Linked DNA regions of Homo sapiens: region 2 is linked to region 1. Evidence: read pairs that join two places in POLR2A ChIA-PET (ENCODE). Cell type or tissue: endothelial cell of umbilical vein. All regions are shown on one strand. Each heading gives the region's core, and the rest is flanking DNA. Links, peaks and the distances in the headings are about the cores only.

Region 1 (5,997 bases), core at 737-5,736:
GAGTGTTGTTTCCTTAAATTAACATCAGTAGTTCTACACTCAGAAGTCCAACCCAAGCTGGGCTTGGTGGCTCACGCCTCTAATCCCAGCACTTTGGGAGGCCAAGGTGGACTGATCAGCTGAGGACAGGAGTTTGAGACCAGCCTGGGAAACATGATGAAACCCTGTCTGTACTAAAAATACAAAAATTAGCTGGGTGTGGTGGTGGGCGCCTGTATGTAGTCCCAGGTACTGGGGAGTCTGAGGCAGGAAAATCATTTGAACCTGGGAGGTGGAGTTTGCAGTGGGCGGAGACTGCACCACTGCACTCCAGCCTGGACTACAGAGTAAGACTCCATCTCAAAAAATAAAATAAAATAGAAGTCCAACTCAGGAAGACACCAGTGGGTTAAGCCCAACACAACGTTAGGATCTGCCATTTTGGATTGAGAAGGGCAAAGAAGAGAAGACCAAAAAGAATATGATGATAAAACAGCATGTTTCTATGGTACTTCTGATTTTCCAAAGCATCATCATATTTCTTTTCTTACATTTATCCTATATACCCATGAAGAAAGTTGAGAAAATTGTGTTCATGTAAGTGATCCAGAGTGTGTGGCTTAAAGTACTTTGTGGATGTAAGGAGCCATTGTCATTCCCCATCTCCATAGGGTGCTATGAAATGGATAGTGTATTGAAGGTCATACCACTTAGTTGATGGCAGAGCCAGAAGAAAAACCACAGACTCATCATCCATTGCCCCTGCTTATCCTCTTAGATCAATCTTTCTCAAAGCGTGGGCCCCAGACAAGAAGCATCAGCATCACCCCAGGCCTATGGATCAGTACCTCTAGGGAAGGGGCCCACTGATGTGTTCTAATAAGCCCTCCAGATAATCTAATGCATACTCAAGTTTGAGAACCATTGGTCTAGGCCAATACTTCCCAGTCTGGGTTTCCTGGACCCCAGGACCCTGTGGACATAATGATTAATTCCCCTAAGGCTATTTTCAAAATTTCATAAAACTTAATCATGCTCAACATTACTTTATAAATTATATATTTTATTATGTATGATGGATAAATGAACATTAGGAAAGGAAACTGATTATTAATCAATGCTTTTTCATATTTTTTTACTCATTTATTCATTTATTGGTTATCTAATATGCTCTGAGTTGGATACTGGGAGCTCCAAAGATGGTAAGGTGCCTATCCTCAGGATAATTATAGGCTTGTAAACAGATTATCGCAATATGATATGATAAGTACTGAAAGGCAGATTTAAATAGTACTATGATAGAAAAAAAATCTAAAATACTGTGGTGGGGAGAATCTCCAGACTGTGCCATGTTGCTTCAAGGCTTTGTGGTTGAGCTTGAGCTTGGCTGGTTGAGATGGGGAGAGGAGGGACGGAAGATAACTCTCAGGTGGAAACCTGCTTCTCCCTCTTCTTTCCCCAACCACCCAGCTGAGGACAAGCAGAAACATGAGCCCACTTCTGGGTTCTGGGTTCTCTCCCTTCTTGGACCCTCCTGCCTTTTTCCTAGGCAACACTTCTGAATATGAGAAGCACTAACAAAGGATTTGGAACAGGCTCAGAGAGTCTCTGCATTAGTGAGGAGAACTTTAACAAGACCTTCAACTTACATTTTTACAGACCTCCCTCACCTATAAGTACAATGGGCAATTACTTAAAAGATACTTCTCTGTTTAACCAGGGAGTTGAAACAAAATGAAATGTCTATTTGGAGAATATTTTAGTTTTACTCCAGTACGATTACCTTAAAAAATGCATACGTTTTGTAGTCCCAGCTACTTGGGAGGCTGAGGCAGGAGAATGGCGTGAACCTGGGAGGTGGAGGTTGCAGTGAGCCGAGATTGGGCCACTGTACCCCAACCTGGGTGACAGAGCAAGACTCAGTCTCAAAAAAAAAAAATGCATATGTTTAATTTCAGTTCAGCTATTTTACGGGTCTTTGTCTTTTAGAAAATCTATGGTGATGTGTTTTGCATTTCAGAAAAAAAAATACTTTCTAGGTTAATGTTGCTTTCAGATGCTAGTGAGGTTTGTCTCTGCTTGTTAGGTTATTGCTTGTAGTGCCCAAGTCTATGTGGATGATGGGCCTTCCTCTGTACATTCTTTGAAGTTTACTTTCCATCTTCCTATAATTTCACTTCAGAATGTCTGTGTGCACAGCATATACCCAGCATAACCAAAGGGAAAGGGCAGGGCAGAGATGTGTATATGAGGAAACTTCACATGTAGCAACTGAAACTTATATCGAGAACATTAACAATTGCTTCCTTCTTGGGGGGGTGCTTCTGGTTCTAAATGAGGTGTTAGTGTTTGTAAGGGTGATAACCTTGTCCCATTGAATTATGATGAGAAAACAACCTAGTTGCCTACAGAGCCAAAAGCAAACCTCAGAACTGCTTGACTCATCCGTCAAACAAATTGTATTTTAGGAAATGCAGGACAGAGAAAAATGCACAAAAGAAAAGTAGGTTTATTTATTTGTACAAAAGTAGAATGACAGCCGTTTGAGTGGATCCAAATAGCGTTTAGGGAGAAAAAAAATGTGATTCATTGCCAGCTATTAAATTTTGTTTATCCTTCTTTAAACTAACCAGAAACACACTTTGGAAAAAACGTGAGTTAACATTTTAAGCGCTGAAAGCCTGCTGTGGATGCTGCCTCGGCTCGCCTATCTTCCAAGGGGAAGATGAGGGCTGAAGCAAGCAAACATGGTTTTGAGAGGTCAGGCAAAGAATGAATGTCTAGACCTGCTTCCCAGTCCACCCTCCGGCACTGGGAGAAGTTTTTCGTTTCCTTAAATAAGGTTGCTCACTTCAGGGCAATAGCAAGAAGGTTCATGTTTACAAGGTGGTTTCAGATAAAGTACCTCAAAGGAAACAGAACATTTCTCCAAAGACACAATCACTGACTGAGTGACTGTGTCAGGAAACCCCTTTTCCCTGATAATCAGTGCTTATTATCATACGCATTTGCCAGATCACCAGCGGATGTGACTAATGCTGACTCCTGGTACAACTGTGTGACTGAAAGACTTCAGAGCACTTGACAAGTATCTGAAAAAATTGCTGGAATCCCAGTGCCTAGTGGAAGAAACCCCTCCAGACTGCAGTGTGCTGGGGTGACTCCCTCTAGCATGGCCCTACCCTCTTTCTGCTACAGGGCCATAAGGGAGCAGCTTTTATAGCTGTTTCTACTGTCCCCACCCCCGCACCCTCCTTAATTAAGTGTATCAGTATAAATATTTGGGTTGTTAATGCCCTTAAAATTGGAAGGGAATGTACTTATCATAGACTATAAGAATTAACTTGATTTAAATAATACGAAAATATACACATTTCTAAAAGAAGCAGTAGCAAAAATAACTTTGCCGAAGCCGAAGCCCCTAGCATCTTTTTGCTTTCCAAGCAAATAATTCCACCATGAGAATTATCTAGAGTTTGCTATCTCAGTAGTGTCTAGAGAGGGAACTCCCTGCTGAGTCTGAGGCCACAAGGAAAGGCCCAAGTGGACTTCTTAGGTCTAGAGAACTCCACCACCCCTCTGCTTCATGGCCGAGGGAGAAGGAATCTCCATGTCGTGGTTCACTGGCTTTCAAGCCTCAATGGACTTGATGAAGCAAAAGACCCCATACAGGCTACTGTCCTCCCTTTTCCCTCATAAACCTTCAACTTTTCCCTTTTGCCCAATATTCCAGCTTCCTTCACATATTTCTGGAACTGTGCAACTGTGTCTTATTCATTTTTGTGTCCCCTTGTCTTAGCAGAGCTCCCACCACTTACAGTAGGCATTGAAAAATGGGATTAAACTGGGTTGTCTTGTGAGCAGACACAGGGCCTTCCTACCTGCCAGCAGCATGGACCACCTAGGCTAGGTCTACACAGGTTTAGGGGGCAGCTTAGGACACATTGCTCCCAGATATCTGTCTTAATAGCTAGTAGTATGCAGACTCTCCTTTAAAAATATTTAAAAATTAACTTTAGAAACATTTCAAGCTTAATACAACAAAATGAAAAGACAACCTCCATTGGCATCCTTTGGGTTTCCTTAGCAACTACACCTTTAGGGTGAGGATCCATTTGAACTATTGCAACAGTACCTATGGAATTGATGTGATAAGAGGAACATAAAGTAAAAACTTGTATTAGAGGAAAAGTCTGCCTTCTCTTCTGGCCGCTCTGCTAGGGTAGCAGTTTACAGAGGGAATGAAGAGGAAGGCCACAGAGTAGCACATTCATTCAGAAACGTCATAGTGTGCATTATGCCAGGAGCTGCAAGCACTGTCACTAAATCTCTTTGTCTCAGAAGGAAAACCTGGACATGAGACTAGGCCAAGGCAGATTGTTAGCAGGGAGTCCAGCCCAGTCATTCTCTGGCTCTCACCACAGAACACATGGATGAAGGGATAAAGAATTTAACAAAAATTGGCCAGGCGCGGTGCCTCATGCCTGTGATCCCAGCACTTTGGGAGGCTGAGGCAGGCAGATCACTTGAGGTCGGGAGTTTGAGACCACCCTGACCAACATGGCAAAACCTATCTCTACAAAAAATACAAAAATTAACACCAGTCAGAATGGCGATTATTAAAAAGTCAAGAAACAATATATGCTGGCGAGGCTGTGGAGAAATAGGAACACTTTTGTTTTGTTTTGTTTTCGAGACAAGAGTCTCACTCTGTCGCCCAGGCTGGAGTGAGGTGGCACAATTTCGGTTCACTGCAACCTCTGCCTCCCAGGTTCAAGCAATTCTTCTGCCTCAGCCTCCCAAGTAGCTGGGATTATAGGCGCGCACCATGCCCAGCTAATTTTTGTACTTTTAGTAGAGACGGGGTTTCACCATATTGGTCAGGCTAGTCTCGAACTCCTGACCTTGTGATCTGCCTGCCTTAGCCTCCCAAAGTGCTGGAGTTACAGGAGTGAGCCACCCCCTCCCCGGCCAAAATAGGAACATGTTTATATTGTTGGTGGGAATGTAAATTAGTTCAATCATTGTGGAAGACAATACAGCGATTCCTCAAGGATCTAGAACCAGAAATACCATTTGACCCAGCAATCCCATTACTGGGTATATACCCGAAGGATTATAAATCATTCTACTATAAAGACACGTGCACACGTATGTTTATTGCAGCACTATTTACAATAGCAAAGTCATGGAACCAACCCAAATGCCCATCAATGATAGACTGGATAAAGAAAATGTGGTACATACACACCATGAAATATTACACAGCCATAGAAAGGAGTGAAACATGTCCTTTGCAGGGACATGGATGAAGCTGGAAGCCATCATCCTCAGCAAACTAACACAGGAACAGAAAACCAAACACTGCATGTTCTCATTCATAAGAGGGAGCTGGCCAATGAGAACACATGGACACAGGGAGGGGAAAAATACACAGCAGGGCCTGCGCAGGGCGAGGGGAGGGAACTTAGAGGACAGATCAATAGATGCAGCAAACCACCATGGCACTTGTATACCTATGTAAGAAACCTGCACATGTATCCTGGAACTTAAAGTAAAAAAATAAAATAAAATACAAATACAAAAATTAGCTGGGCATGATGGCACATGCCTGTAATCCCAGCTACTCAGGAGGCTGAGGCACAAGAACCGCTTGAACTCAGGAGGTGGAGGTTGCCATGAGCTGAGATCGCACCACTGCACTCCAGCCTGGGTGACAGAGAGGGACTCTGTCTCCAGAAAAAAAAAAAAAAAGAATAAATAAAATTCTCAAGTACTTAAAAATATCTTATTAACTCTTTCCATCTATTTATTTGACTACCTGACCAATATTTTGGTGCTTCTGGGAAGGACAGCAGTGGATAGAATGTGGAGGGACCCCAGGCTCATGCACAGGAGTAGCTGGGATAAAGAAGGGGGTAGTGGGTGCTCCCTGCAAGATCCTCTGACTCTGGCCTGGCTTCCTTTACCACATCACATTCTACTTCCTTTTTCCAGGGAGTATGTGGTTCCAACCAC
Region 2 (5,997 bases), core at 267-5,266, 150 kb before region 1:
GGTGATCCGCCCACCTTGGCCTCCCAAAGTGCTGAGATTACAGGTGTGAGCCACTGCACCCGGCCTCCTTCAGTCTTCATGCATTGCAACTATGGTTTATGCATGCCACCCAGTTTCATTAAAGATGAAGTCAAGCTTCTGTTTCTCTTTCTCCTTGTTGTTATTCAGACTAATCACTGAAAGAAAGGGAGTAAAAAAGTCTTTACTCAGCCTTCTTAACATCAGAACCTATCCGCTTTTCTGAAGTTGATTGCCAGACACCATTTTCCATTAACAAACAAATGTGGAAACTCTTAAACTTATCTGCTATGTTAGCTTAAACAGTTCATGCCATTATTTCTTGACCTTTCATAGTCTGTGGCATAACTAGAAATTTGCAAGTACACGCTTTGCACTAAGCAGATAATTATTTCCTTCTCCCCAACTCCAGCTTTCTGTCCATCTGTCCTCACTGCATATTTTATAAGCACACAAATCAGTATCAAAAAAATGTCCCTAAGAAAGGCAGCCAATCTTCAAAGAAGCAAATAGGACATGGCCCATTTCATGGAGGGGGAGCAGTTCAAAAGCCACTGAAATGTCAACATGGTTTGAAAGATGTCGATTAGCAAAACAGATATAAAGATGCCATGCTTGTAACAAGCTTGATTAACAGAATGATGAGGCTAATTAGAAAAATTTTAATAAAACATTCTGGTGTTGAAAGCTAATCTTTGATGAGCTGGAAAAGAAAGAAAAATAATCCTGAACCATTTCTAAGTTTAGAAAGATTTTGTTTATCTTTCTTTGCTAGAGTTGGGGCCAGCAGTTCTGATGGTTTGGATTAGCTCTTAATATTCCTTGCCATTTGGGTGTTCAAATCAGTGGTGCATTTCTGGGAACAGACTGTGTCACCATAGACAGCAGACTGAGGAATGAAGGCCTTCCACATGTGAGGCACAAACACCCCCTCTTTTTTCACCACTTCAACCAGCATCCTTTAATCAGTCAGGAACCCTAGGACATCAGCACACCAAGGAGGTCTGTATGATACACCAAGTCCTCCTTGGTCAGCAGGGTTCCCAAGTTCCCAGTTGCTCACTAAGTTATATGCCTTCCTTTGATAAGACTAGCACCTTCAAGTCAAGCAACGCTTCCTGTTACACACCTCAGTCACGTTTCTAATAAATCTACACTGCTGAAGTTGAGGCAGTAAAACAATGGCAGAGGGTGGGGGATATTAATGTGGATGAGAGCCTCAGAATTTTTGAGAATGGTTAGGGACAAAGAATCCTTTCACCTGGAAACCTACTTTAGACTTGAAATAAACTTCATGTGTTCATGTATTCAATCACTTTACAAATTCATTTCAGTTACCAACTGCTATGTATAAGATTTGTAGGCCGAGTGTGGTGGCTCATGCCTGTAATCCTAGCACTTTGGGAGGCCGAGGTGGGCAGATCACCTGAGGTAGGGAGTTCAAGGCCAGCCTGACCAACATGGAGAAACCCCATCTCTACTAAAAATACAAAATTAGCTGGGCGTGGTGGCGCATGCCTGTAATCACGCTACTTGGGAGGCTGGGGCAGGAGAATTGCTTGAACCTGAGAGGCAGAGGTTGTGGTGAGCCAAAATTGTGCCATTGCACTCCAGCCTGGGCAACAAGAGACAAACTCTGTCTTTAAAAAAAAAAAAAAAAAGTAGCATATTGAAAAGAATTGGAGTTTTACAACCAAACAGACCTGAATTCAATTCCTGATTTTGAAAAGACTTTTTCTGAGCCTCAGTTTCTGCACTATAAAATGAAAATAATAACACCACCTTTGCAGGATTATTCTAAGGATTTGGAATAATGTACAAAAAGTTACTAACATACGTTGATTATTTAATAATTGAGAGCTATAATGTATTATTACTATTTTATTGTTATTATATTACCTCTGTCAAGCAGTATAAGCGCTCAGTTCAATCTTCCATATTTATGTAAGCATAGTTCTTCTTGTCAGCCAGCGTCTTAGCTGAACAGAAAGAAATTCACATTCCCATTAGCTTTTTATTAACTCCTCTCAAACATAGGAGGTCTCAGTACCCCTGACAAAGACTTCCTCCTTGGCCAAACATTAGTTGGGATCCTCTGAGCCATCTTCTCGACTAGGCCTTCACCTTGGCCTCTCAACCTTGACATTTGTCTGCTGAGCCCACTTTTAGCAAAGAATCCCCCTAAGCCAGTTTATTGAGAATCCACCTACCCTTGATGTCTAATCAGTTTCCTCTGAATAATTTTCCATCTTCTGACCCCTCACTCTGACTCATTGGCTATAAATTCCCAGCTGGCTTTGCTATATTCAGAGTTGAGCTCAGTCTTTCTTCTCTATTTCAACAGTCTTTAATGAAGTCTTTCTTATTGTTTTCACAAATGTAATATGGTTTGGATGTTTGTTCCATCTAAATCTCATGTAGAAGTGTGATCCCCAATGTTGGAAGTGGGGCATAGTAGGAGGTATTGCATCATGGGGCCAGATCCTCATGGATGGCTTGGTGCCATCCCCTTGGTGATGAGTGAGTTCTCACTCAGTTCACAAGAGATCTGGTTCTTTAAAAGAGTCTGGGATCTCCCCTTTCTCGCTCTTGTTCTCTCTCTCACCATGTGACACCACCTGCTTCCCCTTCACTTTCTGCCATGATTGGAAGCTTCTGAGGCCCTGACCAGAAGCAGATGCTAGCATTATGCTTCATGTACAGCCTGCAGAACTGTGAGCCAATAAACCCCTTTTCTTTACAAATTACCCAGCCTCAGGTATTTCCTTGTAGCAAAGCAAGAACCCACCAATACAAAGGGTCTGAATAATGTTTCTTTAACATCCCTCATCTCTATCTGACCGGAAAGTCATGATGGTGCTACCGCCCATAAAGACATCAAATGGAACTTGGCCTCCCATAGTTAGGACGTGTAATCAGGAGAGACCAGTTGATTCCCCTGAAGCCAGGCTACCACTAATCCATACGCCACACTGGACAAACACCCATCCTCTGAAATGCAGCAATAGAGCCAGCTCCACTTGAGGCCCTGAAAGACGTGTAGAGGGCTCCATTCCAGGCTTACTCAGGCCTCCTCTGCATGCCTACCACCAGTCTCCCTGGAAACTGCGTGGCTGCTCCTTGGCACCCCAAGCCAATCGTCTTGGCTCTCCTTGTAGGCCCGCCCTTGCCCTCAGGGCACACCACATCATTGACCTCTCTCCATTCACTCTTCTGATGAAAACTCACCCATCTTGCTTTCCCAGTGCCTCAGAGCCTTGCTGAGTGCCTCACTAACAAAGCTGACATCTCTATTGTCACATGTGAATGGCTGATACTAATTCCACGTTCTCCCTCTCATATTCGCACTTGTAGTATATCTGGAGCTTTTACTGATTCCAAATTTTAGGCCCCGCTCATCCAGTTCTGTTTTCTGGTGGAAAACAATGAGGTGGAGCTCTTGTTAAATATAGATTACCACGTTAAATATAGATTACCAGGCATCTTCCTGAATAGTCCAAATTTGGGTCGGGGCTCAGAAATTTAAGTGTTTTTTTTTTGAGACAAAGTCTCACTGTCACCCAGAATGGAATGCAGTGGCACAATCTCAGCTCACTTCAACCTCCACCTCCTGGGTTCAAGCGATTCTCCTGCCTCAGCCTCCCAAGCAGCTGGGATTACAAATGCCCACCACCATGCCTGGCTAATTTTTGTATTTTTCAGTAGAGATGGGGTTTCACCATGTTGGTCAGGCTGGTCTCAAACTCCCGACCTCAGGTGATCCGCCCACCTTGGCCTCCCAAAGTGCTGAGATTACAGGTGTGAGCCACCGTGCCTGGCCTATGCCAAGGGATTTTTATCTTCAGGGAAGATTAGGAAACACTGAAATTCTACTGTAATTCTGGTCATTTTACAGAAGAGGGCATGGAAGCCTGAAGAGTAGCAATAGCTTCCCCAAGGCTGCCCAGCTTCTCCTTGGCAGATCCAAGTCCAGCCAGAGGTTTGCTGACCCCCAGGGCAGTGACTGCCCTTCATCATACAATATCTGTTGAGGAAGAGGGAGGCTTTGATGCCGGACCTTTTTTTTTTTTTTTTTCCTGAGATGGAGTCTCGCTCTTGTTGCCCAGGCTGGAATGCAATGGCGCGATCTCGGCTCACTGCAACCTCTGCTTCCCAGGTTCAAGCGATTCTCCTGCCTCAGCCCCCCAAGTAGCTGGGATTACAGGAATGCACCACCACACCTGACTAATTTTGTATTTTCAGTAGAGATGGGGTTTCACCATGTTGACCAGGCTGGTCTCGAACTCCCTACCTCAGGTGATCCACCCGCCTTGGCCTCCCAAAATACTGGGATTACAGGCATGAACCACCGTACCTGGCCAGCAATGCTGGACCTTTAATCACTGTGTTGGAGGTGGGTGGAGAGAACTCTACAGCTAATCTTTGATGAGCTGGAAAAAAAAAAGAAAAATAATCCTGAACCATTTCTAAGTTTAGAAAGATTTTGTTTATTTTTCTTTGCTAGAGTTGGAGCCAGCAGTTCTGATGGTTTGGATTAGCTCTTAATATTCCTAGCCATTTGGGTGTTCAAATCAATGGTGCATTTCTGGGAACAGACTGTGCCATGCCTCTTATAATGCCTTGCACCCATGACTGTGGTCTAGCCTTGCTCCCATTTTGAAACAGGAAATTAGCAGGTCTGTGGGAAGTAGCAAGTGCTGCTTCCCTGTGCTTTTCCTGGGGATCTATGCTCTGGGCTTTGGATCAGGAGAGCCAGCTCCAATCTCCAGTGCCCTTGAATGAGTCACTTTATCCATCTGGGCCCCAGTTCCTTCATGTGTAAATTATGGTAATTGGACTAAATTAGGGTTCCAAAACTTTTCCCAAGAAGGACACCCCCGCTAAGGTGCTCAAGAGCTAAGTATGGAGTCACAGTAACAGAAGAATAAGGGCTGATATGCTGAAGAGGAGAGAGGAGCAAAAGAAGCCGAGCAGCTCTTGACATGAGACGTCGTGGAGCGGAAGGAGATGAGGCAGGGTCCTCCGCTGTCTGTTCCTCAAACCCAAGTGATGGATGGACCCCTTCATGTTCTTGAAAAGTTATTGCAGGCTCCAGCTCTCAACATGTTGCCATCATTTTCATTTCTATAATAATGTTATTTCAATATCTACAAATATAAAACATTGTATGAGCTCCATGATTGTAGATTACTGTCTCAGTCCATTTGGGCTGCTGTAACAAAATACTACAGATTGGGTAATGTGTAAGTAATAGTAATTTATTTCTCACAGTACTGGAGGCTGGAAGTCCAAGATCAGGGCCCCAGCAGCCTCGGTCTCTGGTGAGGGCTGCTCTGTGCTTCCAACATGGCGCCTTCTTGCTGCATCCTCACAGTGGAAGAGGGGAAGAGCGAGGCCGCTCTCTGCAGCCTTTTGTAAGGACGTTAATCCTGTTCACAAGGCTGGAGCCCTCATTGATCCTCATGACCTAATCACTACCAGAGGCTCCACCTTCTAAACCATCATCTTAGTCATTAGATTTTAGCATATGAATTTCATAGGGGCATATACATCCAAAACATAGCAATTACTGTGTAATTAAAGAAAAAAATTGAAACCAAATACCATGTAACTAATAAAATTCAAAATTTCAATGTTCAATTAATGTGATGGACATGTTTTGTAGAAACTAAATTGCTACTTTGGAGCTGATGACAGAAAAATACTAGGTCAAGTCTGGTCTTTATTTAGTCTGTTTCTCTATGGTGAGTTTCAAAATATAACTTATAAGAATGCCTGTTTCCATGCAAAACAGAAGTTCTAATACATTCCTGCCTTTGTTTATAACTTAGGAGAAAGAAACCTTTCACTTAACCAACACTGTGTAAGTGAGCAATACAGGTGTCACTTGGTAACTCTGCGAAGTCGTCTCTTTATTTAAAGATATTAATCTTTGTTACAGATAATTATCACAGTGAAGACAAAAATTTTAATTCTTAC

What was found. ChIA-PET counts read pairs that join two places held together with the same protein. Peaks named below come from ENCODE experiments on the same cell type or tissue, not always from the same donor. Only the 100,000 strongest peaks of a DNase experiment are listed, where the experiment ranks them.
Region 2: POLR2A ChIA-PET joins it to region 1 with 5 read pairs; 2 of 35 experiments call an interaction of 5 or more read pairs at or near these places.

The regions. Positions count from the first base shown.
Region 1 is chr5:73,367,821-73,373,817 of GRCh38, reverse strand. No RefSeq gene overlaps it. Among named protein-coding and RNA genes, the nearest start is that of LINC02230, 33 kb to the right of the region's middle. RefSeq lists an enhancer at 2,491-3,690. In endothelial cell of umbilical vein, for the core only: no CTCF peak of the experiment used is centred there; DNase peaks (open chromatin) are centred at 2,347 and 2,957; H3K27ac peaks cover 2,163 bases.
Region 2 is chr5:73,520,368-73,526,364 of GRCh38, reverse strand. No RefSeq gene overlaps it. Among named protein-coding and RNA genes, the nearest start is that of BTF3, 25 kb to the right of the region's middle. In endothelial cell of umbilical vein, for the core only: no CTCF peak of the experiment used is centred there; no DNase peak of the experiment used is centred there.